Linked DNA regions of Homo sapiens: region 2 is linked to region 1. Evidence: read pairs that join two places in POLR2A ChIA-PET (ENCODE). Cell type or tissue: GM12878. All regions are shown on one strand. Each heading gives the region's core, and the rest is flanking DNA. Links, peaks and the distances in the headings are about the cores only. Region 1 overlaps NR6A1 (nuclear receptor subfamily 6 group A member 1). Region 2 overlaps NR6A1 (nuclear receptor subfamily 6 group A member 1).

Region 1 (5,380 bases), core at 305-5,304:
TCACAAGGTCAGGAGATTGAGACCATCCTGGTCAACATGGTGAAACACCATCTCTATTAAAATACAAAAAATTAGCCGGGTGTGGTAGTATGTGCCTGAAGTTCCAGCTACTTGGGAGGCTGAAGCAGGGGAATTGCTTGAACCTGCGAGGCCCAGATTGCAGTGAGCCAAGATTGTGCCACTGCACTGCAGCCTGGTGACGGAGCAAGACTCCATCTCAAAAAAAATTAATAATTATTAGAAAATCAAAGGCAGGCCAGGTGCGGTGGCTCACGCCTGTAATCCCGGCACTTTTGGAGGCCGAGGCGGGCGGATCACCTGAGGTCAGGAGTTCAAGACCATTCTGGCCAACGTGGTTAAACCCCGTCTCTACTAATAATACAAAAATTACCTGGGTGTGGTGGCGTGCGCCTGTAGTCCCAGCTACTCGGGAGGCTGAGGCAGGAGAATCACTTAAATCCAGGAGGCGGAGGTTGCAGTGAGCTGAGATTGCACCGCTGCATTCCAGCCTGGCGGCAGAGCGAGACTCCGTCTCAAAAACAACAACAACAATAACAACAACAAAAGCAAAGGCCAAACAAAGTCCCCTTCACTCTCTACACACACCGTATTTTCTTCCATCTACATTTATAGTTCCTTGGGACCACTGTACTTTCTGTTGCTTTGTTTTGAAAAAAAAAAAAAAAAAAAAAAAAAAAAGAAAATCTCAGACCAGGCATGGTGGCTTATGCCTGTAATCCTAGCACTTTGGGAGGCCAAGGCAGGCAGATGGCTTGAGTCCAGGAGTTCGAGACCAGCTTGGGTAAGATGACAAGGCCCCGTTTGTACAAAAAAATTTGAAAATTAGCAGGTTGTGGTGGCACATGCCTGTAGTCTGAGCTACTTAGGAGGCTGAGGCAGGAGGATTGCCAGAGTCCAGGAATTCAAGACTGCAGTGAGCTGTGATTGCATCACTGTGCTCCATCCTGGGTGACAAAGGGACAGCAACTCTAAAAAATTTTTAAAAAAGAAATTCTCACTCTCATTTGCTAAGATGTTCTTTACATCCAAACTTTTGCTAGAATCAAGTTGCTTACTTTGTCATCCTGCTGAAAACCCCTCAGCCTGTGGATTTCCATAATCTCCTGTGGTCCAGTGCTTTTTGTTTTCTTAGAGTTTTTTGCCATCCTTCATTTAGGAGTGAGTGGAGGAAGGGAAAAAATGGTATGGAAATAAAGGTACATCTTAGTTAATCACTGCCACTTTTCTGTTTGTTTGTTTTTTAAGGCGGGGCTAGATTATTTAATATGGCTATCCTGTAGTTAGAGGCAAGGCACTGGAATCATCTGGGTTCTGATCTCAGTTACACTACATTCTAGGTACATGACCTAGGCCAAAACATCTGTCAGAGCTCAGTTTTGTCATTTTAAGAAATAGGAAACATTGTCTTACAGATGTTAAGTGTTGAATGAAACAATATATGTGAAACATCTAGTGCAGTGCATAGTACTCTGGAAGTGCTCAAGAAATGTTGTATTCTTCCAAAAGCATTTTCTAAATAGAACAACATTCATTTGTGTACTTATCCAATAAATATGTATCAGTCAATTCCTGTAATGGTAGCTTCTCAGTAGTCTTTTGTCCTGAAGCTCCATTATTTTTATTATTTTGAGATGGAGTCTCACTCTGCCACCAGGCTGGAGTGCAGTGGTGCCCTCTTGGCTCACTGCAAACTCCACCTCCCGGGTTCAAGCGATTCTCCTGCCTCAGCCTCCTGAGTAGCTGGGATTACAGGCGTGTGCCCCTACGCCCGGCTAATTTTTGTATTTTTAGTAGAGACGGGGTTTCACCATCTTGGCCAGGCTGGTCTCAAATTCCTGACCCCGTGATCCACCCACCTCGGCCTCCCAAAGTGCTGGGATTACAGGCGTGAGCCACCACGCCCCGCCTGAAGCTCCAGTATTATTAGGGATAGCCTTTTAAGTTCCAGGCAGCAGGCCAAAAAGTGACTTTTGGAAATATATATAATTTGTAAGTCAGTATCTGTCATGCTGGAGGCTCTGGAAGATACACTTCTGGATTTAATTTATCTCTGATATTTCTGCCCCTAATTTTTAGTGCATAGTATGATCATTTGAATTCTAAACAAAACTAGATCCTAGATGTATGAGTCATTATTCTCCAGAGAAACAGAACCAATATGCTTTGAGGCTGGCTGGCTGGATGGATGGAGATTCATTTTAAGGAATTGGCTCACGTGATTATGAAGACTGGCAAATCCAAAATCTGTAGGATATGGCTGGGTGTGGTGGCTCAAGCCTGTAATCCCAGCACTTTGGGAGGCCAAGGCGGGCAGATCACTTGAGGTCAGGAGTTCAAGACCAGCCTGGCCAGCATGGTGAAACCCTGTCTCTACGGAAAATACAAAAATTAGCTGGGCATGGTGGCGTGCGCCTGTAGTCCCAGCTGCTCGGAAGGCTGACGCAGGAGAATTGCTTGAGCCCGCAGGCAGAGGTTGCAGTAAGCTGAGATCGTACCACTGCACTCCAGCCTGTGTGACAGTGAAATTGTGTCTCAAAAAATAAATAAATGAATAAAGACACAGAATCTGCAGGATGGCTCAGTCAGTTGGAGACCCAAGAAAGCCATGCTGCATTTGCAGTCTGAAGGTCTGCAGGCCAGACACCTACGGTAGCCAATGTTCCAGTTCAAGTCCAAAGGCAGGCTGCTGGAGAGTTCTCTCTTGTAGGAGGGAGGCTGGTCTTTTTGTTCTGTTCAGGCCTTCACCTAATTTGATGAGGCACACTCACATTATGGAGGGCAATCTGCTTTACTCAGAGTTTGCAGACGTAAATGTTAATCTCATCCAAAAATAGCCCCCCCCAGACACACCCAGAATATTGTTTGACCAAACAGTCTGGGCACCCTGTGGCCCAGCCAAGCAAGTTGGCATAAAAATAACTATCACACTCTAGAATTAATGAAGAACACACTAGAATTAATGAAGAACAGAAAACCTAGAGAGCCTTGCAATATTGGTCATCATTTTATGCCTCTTAATAAAATGAGCCTGGGCAGCATAAGGAGACCCCACCTCTACAAAAAAGAATTAGCCAGACATGGTGGCGCATACCTTTGGTCCCAGCTACTTGAGAGGATGAGCAGGAGGCTCGCTTGAGCCTGTGAGGTTGAGGCTGCCGTGAGCTGTGATCATGCCACTGCACTTCAGCCTGGGTGGCAAAGCGAGACACTATCTCAATAATAATAACACTATTGCTCTTTCTAAAGTATTTTCACATGCATTATCTCAACCGATCTTCACAGCAGCTCTTGTGAGGTTACCAGAGTAAAGAGATGACTCCATTTGTCAAAAGAGGAAACTAAAACTAGACAGATTCGGAGACTTGCTCCAAGGTCTCACAGCTAGTGAGTGGTAGAGCTACAACTTGCCCAGGTCCTATAACTTCAAACCCTGGCATTTTGTCCTTGGCTATACTCTCTGTGACATCTGGGGAATTCTGGAAATAGTTATGAGTGCCTTGTGGCTTTTCTTATAACTACTATCATACTGCTCTTTGGAACCATTTTGTGCTAGAAAGTTATCCAAATATATATTGGCAGAACCTAAAGATTTTGTTTTCAGATGACTCTAATGATGCCCTGAGGTTGGTAGAAAAAAAAAAAAAAAAACAAGCTAGCAACAGAAAAAGTAATGTCAAAAAGTAATTAGAGCAGGACAAATGGATTGTGCTGCCATGTTCAAGGCTGTTATTTTTGTTGGCAGTGAGGAGGAAGGGCACTAATGCAATGTGACAGATCTGGAGCAAAACCCAGAGCACTGCGCAAGCTGCAGAGCCTCCACCAATGGCAAGCTCAAATCACAAAGTCTGACTGAATAATATTTGATATCTCAAAGAGCTGTTTCATGTTTTTTAGAAACACTAATTGTTTTAGGGGACCTATTTTCTTGATTTCAGCTTTTGGGAAATAGCCTCATGGTCCTATGAAAGTAGTCAGTGTGTCCTAGGATAACTCCCGTCCCAGCGTTCTGTCTCTGCACATTCTCAGGCTAAGCAGGGACATGATGCCAACAGAGATTTTAAGAAAAGATACCTAATATGAAACTAATTGGAGTGGCTGGATATTACCCATTCAGAGGGAGAATGAAATAGAAAAGGTGTCTTTTCAGTATTCAGCTTAGTATTCGAAAATTGACCTGAAGAAGTTCAGATGGTAACATTCTCATCTGTCTGAGGACAGGATGCTTTGGTTTGCTAGCCTAGCTTACCCACGGCTGTGATCCCACTGCTGCCACCATGTACCGGGAAACTGCCACAGCCCTCAAGAACGATAGAACTTATCATCATTTGCCTGGAAGGAAATCTTTGCAAAGAGAAGAGTACATTAACTCTTGCCCCTGTGAGTCACCATACCTTTGAAGTCTTGGTAATTACTAATTGTTGCCACCAGTATGGCATGGTAGTTAAGAGCTTGTAGTACTCCGACATTCCTGGGTTCATATTCTAGCTCTGCCCTTTACTAGCTGTTTGACTTTGGGCAACTTAACCTCTGAGCCTTAGTTTATCTCTGAAATGGGAATAATAAACTTACATTCAGACTTAAAAGACTCTGGTGAGGTGATACATGTAAAACAGTTAACACTGGTGCCAGGCACAAAGTAAGGGCTTAATAAAGGTAGAAGAAAAAGTGTGGAGAAAGGGGAGGAGGCTTATGTTGTCTGTCAAACAGATGTTAGTGGGTGGTTAGACATCCATTCTTCTTTAACTTTCTGGTCTAAGCAGAGATAAGTAGTTTTTCCTTCAAGACCCCATATAGTACAGCTGAGGTAGGGCTAGAACAGCTAAAACAGGCTTCCCTCACTAAATATTCAGGGGGTAGGGAGGAGAAATTAAGACAGGATATTATGATTCTAAGTAATTGGACTCAGGCTGGGTGTGGTGGCCCATGCCTGTAATCCCAGCACTTTGGGAGGCCTAGGTAGGAGCATCACACGAGCCCAGAAGACCAGCCTGGGAAACAGAGTGAGACCCCATCTCTTAAAAAAAAAAAAAAAAATTAGCCAGGCATGGTAGCTCATGCCTGTAGTCCTAGCTAGTTGGGAATCTGAGGTGGGAGGATCTTGAGCCCGCGAGGTCAAGGCTGCAGTGAACTGTGATCATGTCACTACACTTCAGCCTGGGTGACAGAACAAGACCTTGTCTCAAATAAATAAATAAATAATAATAATAATAATTGGACTCATGAGACATACACTATCCTCTCAGTCCTCTGAAAGGAATCTCCTTTCCTTCCTAGCTCTTTGCTTGCCTGAATGGCCTCCTTTCCCCCAAACTCTTTGAAAACTCAGAACTGTCCAAAGATCAAGTCTTGACACCTTGCC
Region 2 (5,380 bases), core at 304-5,303, 72 kb before region 1:
CAGATTACTTGAGGCCAGGAGTTTGAGACCAGCCAGGCCAACATGGCGAAACTCCATCTCTACTAAAAAAAAAGGCGGGTGTGGTGGCGCATGCCTGTAATCAAAGCTACTCAGGTGACTGAGGCATGAGAGTTACTTGAACCCGGGAGGTAGAGGTTGCAGTGAGCTGAGATCATACCACTGCACTCCAGTCTGGGCGAAGACTGGAAGAAGAGCAAGACTGTCTCAAAACAAAAACCAGAACAAAATGTCCAGAGAAGTCAAATGTATAGAGACAGATCAGTGGTTGTCTGGGGGCTAAGTTGGGAGTGGAAACAGGAACAAAGGGAGTTTTATGGGTGATGCAAAGGTTCGAAATTAGATTTTGGTGATGCTTGCACAAGTCTATAAATGAATGAATAAAAGTCATTGAATTATACACTTACAACAGGCGAATTTAATTGCATGTGAATTATACCTAAACAAAGCTGTTTAAAGAAATATTTAAGATTGGCTGGAAGCAGGAAAAGGAAGGGACGTCTTGACAAAATGATTTAAGTTCATTGATCAGATGGGGCCCCACTGATTATTTGCTATGTCATTATTCTTCACCTTGGAAGCTTATAATCCCAAAGCCTTACCCTGTGTCCTACCCCACTACAGAGTATAATAGCAACTTCTTGTTTGGGAGGTGACTCAAGTGTTTGGAGTTGCTACTGATGGACCTAGAGTGAATGATATTTCCCATCCAGTCTGATGACACTTACATGCAGAAAAGGCCTTCTTTTAACCCTGGGTTATGGGTTAACTTTATCCAGACATCTTGCACACATATACTGCTGGTTGACAAGTAGGCAAGAGTTTGGGTAGTGAGAGGATCTTGTCTGAACTACTTGTCTGTACCTGTGGAGCAGCACCATCAGAGACTAGGATACTTTGGCCTATACCTTGTGCTGTTTGCAGAGCGCTTTTTCACATCTGAGATGGAGAGGGTATATTTAGTCGTCCTTTTACAGAGAAGTAAGACTTAAACAGGGTGACTGGCTTGACCACGAATACATAATCAGGGCAGAGCTGAACTTAGCTGAACTTAAATTCAGATTTTCTGACTCTTGTATTTCAAGCGATTTCTTCTATACCTACCGTTTTTTGCCCCAACTACTTACTGGGAAGAGGAGAGAAAAGGGCATACGATTTTGATTGGTTGTGTGTTTTTCAGTAGATTTAGTCTGAAGAACAGGAAGGGAAGTTGGGCTACAGTGTAAGTTCATGGGTTCTGTGGCAAGTATAGCCAGGATAATTTTATCCTGATATTTGGTAGCTATTAAAATTATATATAGGCTGAAACTGCAATGTGTGGGACAGATAGATAGCTGAAGGTATCCTGTGCTTGGTTCAAGGAGAAGATTACTTCCTAAGTTATAAATATAATTGTGCTAGAAATTACAAGAAAATTCGTTTGATAAAAAAAGTTAAAAATTCATTTGATTAAAAAAAACATTTATTATCTACTCCATGCCAGGCCCCTTGACAGGTTATGAGATCACAAAGTCCAGTTGGATCTTGTTGAGGTACAGCCTGAGAGGAGAACATGAATAGGCTGGAATTTCCTTCATTGTGTTCGTTCTCTGAGGATGACTTATCTGTCCTCCAAAGTGACCACCTCCCACGGATCGAGAGCCTGTTACTTTCTACTATCCCTGCAGCTGTGCTTTCCACAGGACAGTTCGCCTTTCCTTCCTTTCCTCTGTGGATTCTTCCATCTGATTTTCAGCCGAATGTAGGTAGATTCTGCATCTAAAAGAAATCTTTGTTTTTCCTTTTTCTTTTTTTTTAATACATGATTTAAAAGGCGAAAGATTTATATGATCTGAAGAGAAACCAGAGTAGAAAGACATGATTTAAAATTAACTTTTTCTTAATTGTTGAAATAGTTTATGCTTATTGGTAAATACTTGGAAGATCTATAAGAGTATAAATAATAAACATAAAAATTACCTATAATTCTACAACTTTGAGATCACAGTTGTTAACGTCTTTGCTTCTAGTCTGTTTGAACTTCCTGTCTGCTTTTTGTCTCCTATCAGCCAGTCATGCTTGGCAGCGCTTACAAAACACACACACAACACATGCACATACACTAAGATCTTAATATTTTGTGTGTCAGATCTTGTGTGAAATTCTTTACATGTATTCTTAATCTTCAAGCAGCCCTGTGAAGCAAATACTATTGTTGTATCTCCTATTTACAGATGACACAGATTTAAAGGTTAAGTAATTTGCTCAAGTTCATATAGTTGCTAAGTAACAGCTGAGATTTTTACCCTCATTTAGCCCAAGCTCTTCATCACTACCTTTCCAGAAATCTATTTCCACAATGACTAGAACGCCAAAATTGTTCTTTCCAAAACTATTAGTAATCTGTTTTTTTTTTTTTTAAATCCTACCTTCTTTTCTGGCCTTGTCTCATGACTTTTTCACCATCTTTTTATGTGCTTTAGTCACAATTTCTGTTTTGTAAAAACACTGCTTCTTTGGCCTACACAACATACCATCCATTCTCTATGCTTGGAATGCTTACTCTATTTCACCAAGGTAGTTACACATACCCTTGAAGTCTTTACTTATACATCACTTCCTCAAGGAAGTTCCCTGACCCTTCTTACCACCAAGACTGGATTGGTCCCTCCTATTATTTGCTCTCATAGTACCTTACTTTTATCTTCTGCAGAGCTCTTCACACTTGCAATTAGCTATTTGTTCGTTAGAATTAGTTCTGCCTTTTACGTTATATACTTTTGTTTCTTCCATGTCTCCTGGCTCCTGTTGCAGTCCAGGTATACACTAGGTGTCCAATAAGTATTTGTTACCTTTTTCTTTCTGCACTTAGATCATTCTTTCTCAGATCCATGCTTATGAATCATAAATGTGCATTCCTTGTTCTGATATCTGTTCCAAAAGTGGAATCCTCTTTCTTCCATTGTGAAATTGCCCATTTCTTTCTTAGTACACTCCAGGCTCCTAATCTAGTCAGGAAAGTTTGGCATCATTCTTGACTCTTTGCTTTCTTTTCTGTTTGAGCCAGTTCTTTGGAAGGTGGTTCTGATATATCGATATGGAAAGATGGCCACAATATTTTAAGTGAAGAAAGATTTCAGGCCGGGTGCGGTGGCTCACGCCTATAATCCCAACACTTTGGGAGGCTGAGGCGGGTGGATCACTTGAGGTCAGGAGTTTGAGACCAGCCTGGGCCACATGGCAAAATCCTGTCTCTACTAAAAATACAAAAAATTATCCAGGCATGGTGGTACGTGCCTGTGGTCCCAGCTACTTGGGAGGCTGAGGTGGGCGGATCACTTGAGGTCAGGAATTCGAGACAGCTTGGCCAACATGTCAAAACCACATCTCTACTAGAAATACAAAAATTAGCCAGGCGTGGTGGTGAGTGCCTGTTGTTCCAGCTACTTTGGAGGCTGAGGTGAGAGGATCAGTTGAACCCAGGAGGCAGAGGTTGCAGTGAGCCGAGATCACACCACTGCACTCCAGCCTGGGTGACAGAGCGAGACTCCATCTCAAAAAAAAAAAAAAAAAAAAGCTAGAGAACATTATGTATAATTTGTGATGTTATTTTCTCTAAGTATAAATACATGCATTTTAAGTATCTTGAAATATCTGTGAGGCTATACACCGAACAGGATGATGGAAGGGGGTCAGCCAGTAGGCTTTTATTTTGAAAAACAAAAGCCAAAGTATGCCTTTTTGAGATAACCTTTCCTTTCATTCCATTCCTGTTGACTCAGTTCTACCCCTGCTAACTTGTGCAAGAAAGTTCTCTTTTTTCTCTTTTCTTCCCCTCACTTCATCTGCTTAGTGACTCTTCCCAGTCTTGCTTTCATTGTCTCCTTGCTGAGTTTAGCATTTAAAACGGCTCTCTGTTGGACTAATTGACTTTGCGCCTTGCTCACAAGTCCTTCTGTAATATGTCCTTTTACCTTTTCAGTGCCATTCCTTATGACTCCCTAATACAGTCTCTGGACTATTCTCTTCCTGTCCCCTATACATGCCATGTAATTTTTCTGTTACAGGTATTTATTTTGAGGCCTATCTGCAGAAAACACCCTTTAACTTACATAATTGTCTCCCTTCTTGTAGTACTTAGTTTTATCCAAGAGAAAACTTGGATTTGGTTTAATGAAATATATAATTGTTTCATTGGCATATTTAAAGACTATGTAATAGTCTGTAAATAAATAGCATGCTTGTTCAAGTGTACATTTTTCAAAGTACGTGTCAGACATTCTTTTCTAATGTTTTCAGAAATTTTGGAAATAATTGGTTAAAAATAAATGCCTAGAATGCACAGCATCTTGAAAAACAAGACTGCGTGGAGTACCTTCTGTGTGTCTACCAGTCTCACAAAAAACTCTTCTATAAAGACCCCCTCGGGCCGGGCGCGGTGACTCATGCCTATAATCCCAGCAATTTGGGCGGCCGAGGCGGGCGGATCACTTGAGGTCAGGAGTCTGAGACCAGCCTGGCCAACATGGCTCTACTAAAAACACATTTCTTCTAAAAACACAAAAATTGACTGGGTGTGGTGGCGGGCCAGCTACTTGAGAGGCTGAGGCACGAGAATCACTTGAACCCAGGAAGCAGAGGTTGCAGTGAGCCGAGATCGCATCACTGTACTCCAGCCTGGGAAACAGAGCAAGACTGTCTCAAAAAAACAAACAAACGAAAGAAAAACACACACAAAAAAACCTTTTGGTAATTTCTTTGGGTAGGTTTTAGTTTTTTAGATAGCGTAAATCCAAATCCATTCATTTCCATAAAACATCAGACACAATTTGATGTATATTTGGCCACCAAACATGGTGCAAAATTTTATGTAGTCTGGAGATACTTAAAAGCAGCACAAATGTGACTCTACCTGTCTGCACTCAGCAGAATAGTGGCGATTTCAGGTGGTGACACAAAAGGTTGGGCAATAGTTGAAAAGTGGATGACATGAAATGTGGTGGTGGGATGGGGGCAGGAAGCCGATGTTAAGCTAGTGAACTTTATTTACTTTGCTTCCAGCTTCCAGTGACCCAAAATCACCTCGTCTAGAGTAGGGCTCAGGAATTTGCCATTTTAAAAGCAACTCTAGATGATTCTGGTGTACAAGAAGTTTGGGAAACACTGGCTTGAACCTGATATTTTCTCTGAACTCTCATAGTTTTCTTTAGATTTTTCTTTTGGCTTTGATTTCTCTTTCTGGTTCTTGTCTCATTACCCCATCACTTCTCCTTCCTAATTTGACAGGAAAGCCTTGTCAAATTAAGGCTTGCTTAATTGTCAAGGCTAATTTGACAAGACTCTTCTCTTACTGTCTTATTTGACTTTTGCTATGAGAATCTGC

What was found. ChIA-PET counts read pairs that join two places held together with the same protein. Peaks named below come from ENCODE experiments on the same cell type or tissue, not always from the same donor. Only the 100,000 strongest peaks of a DNase experiment are listed, where the experiment ranks them.
Region 2: POLR2A ChIA-PET joins it to region 1 with 5 read pairs; 11 of 35 experiments call an interaction of 5 or more read pairs at or near these places.

What each region holds. Positions count from the first base shown.
Region 1 is chr9:124,623,202-124,628,581 of GRCh38, reverse strand. The region is part of intron 2 of NR6A1 (nuclear receptor subfamily 6 group A member 1); the gene reads left to right. Among named protein-coding and RNA genes, the nearest start is that of MIR181A2HG, 33 kb to the left of the region's middle. In GM12878, for the core only: no CTCF peak of the experiment used is centred there; a DNase peak (open chromatin) is centred at 3,381.
Region 2 is chr9:124,694,714-124,700,093 of GRCh38, reverse strand. The region is part of intron 2 of NR6A1 (nuclear receptor subfamily 6 group A member 1); the gene reads left to right. It overlaps MIR181A2HG (MIR181A2 host gene), which reads right to left. Exons shown (of 2, transcript NR_038975.1): 2 at 1,466-1,776. Among named protein-coding and RNA genes, the nearest start is that of MIR181B2, 3.7 kb to the right of the region's middle. RefSeq lists an enhancer at 4,527-5,072. In GM12878, for the core only: no CTCF peak of the experiment used is centred there; no DNase peak of the experiment used is centred there.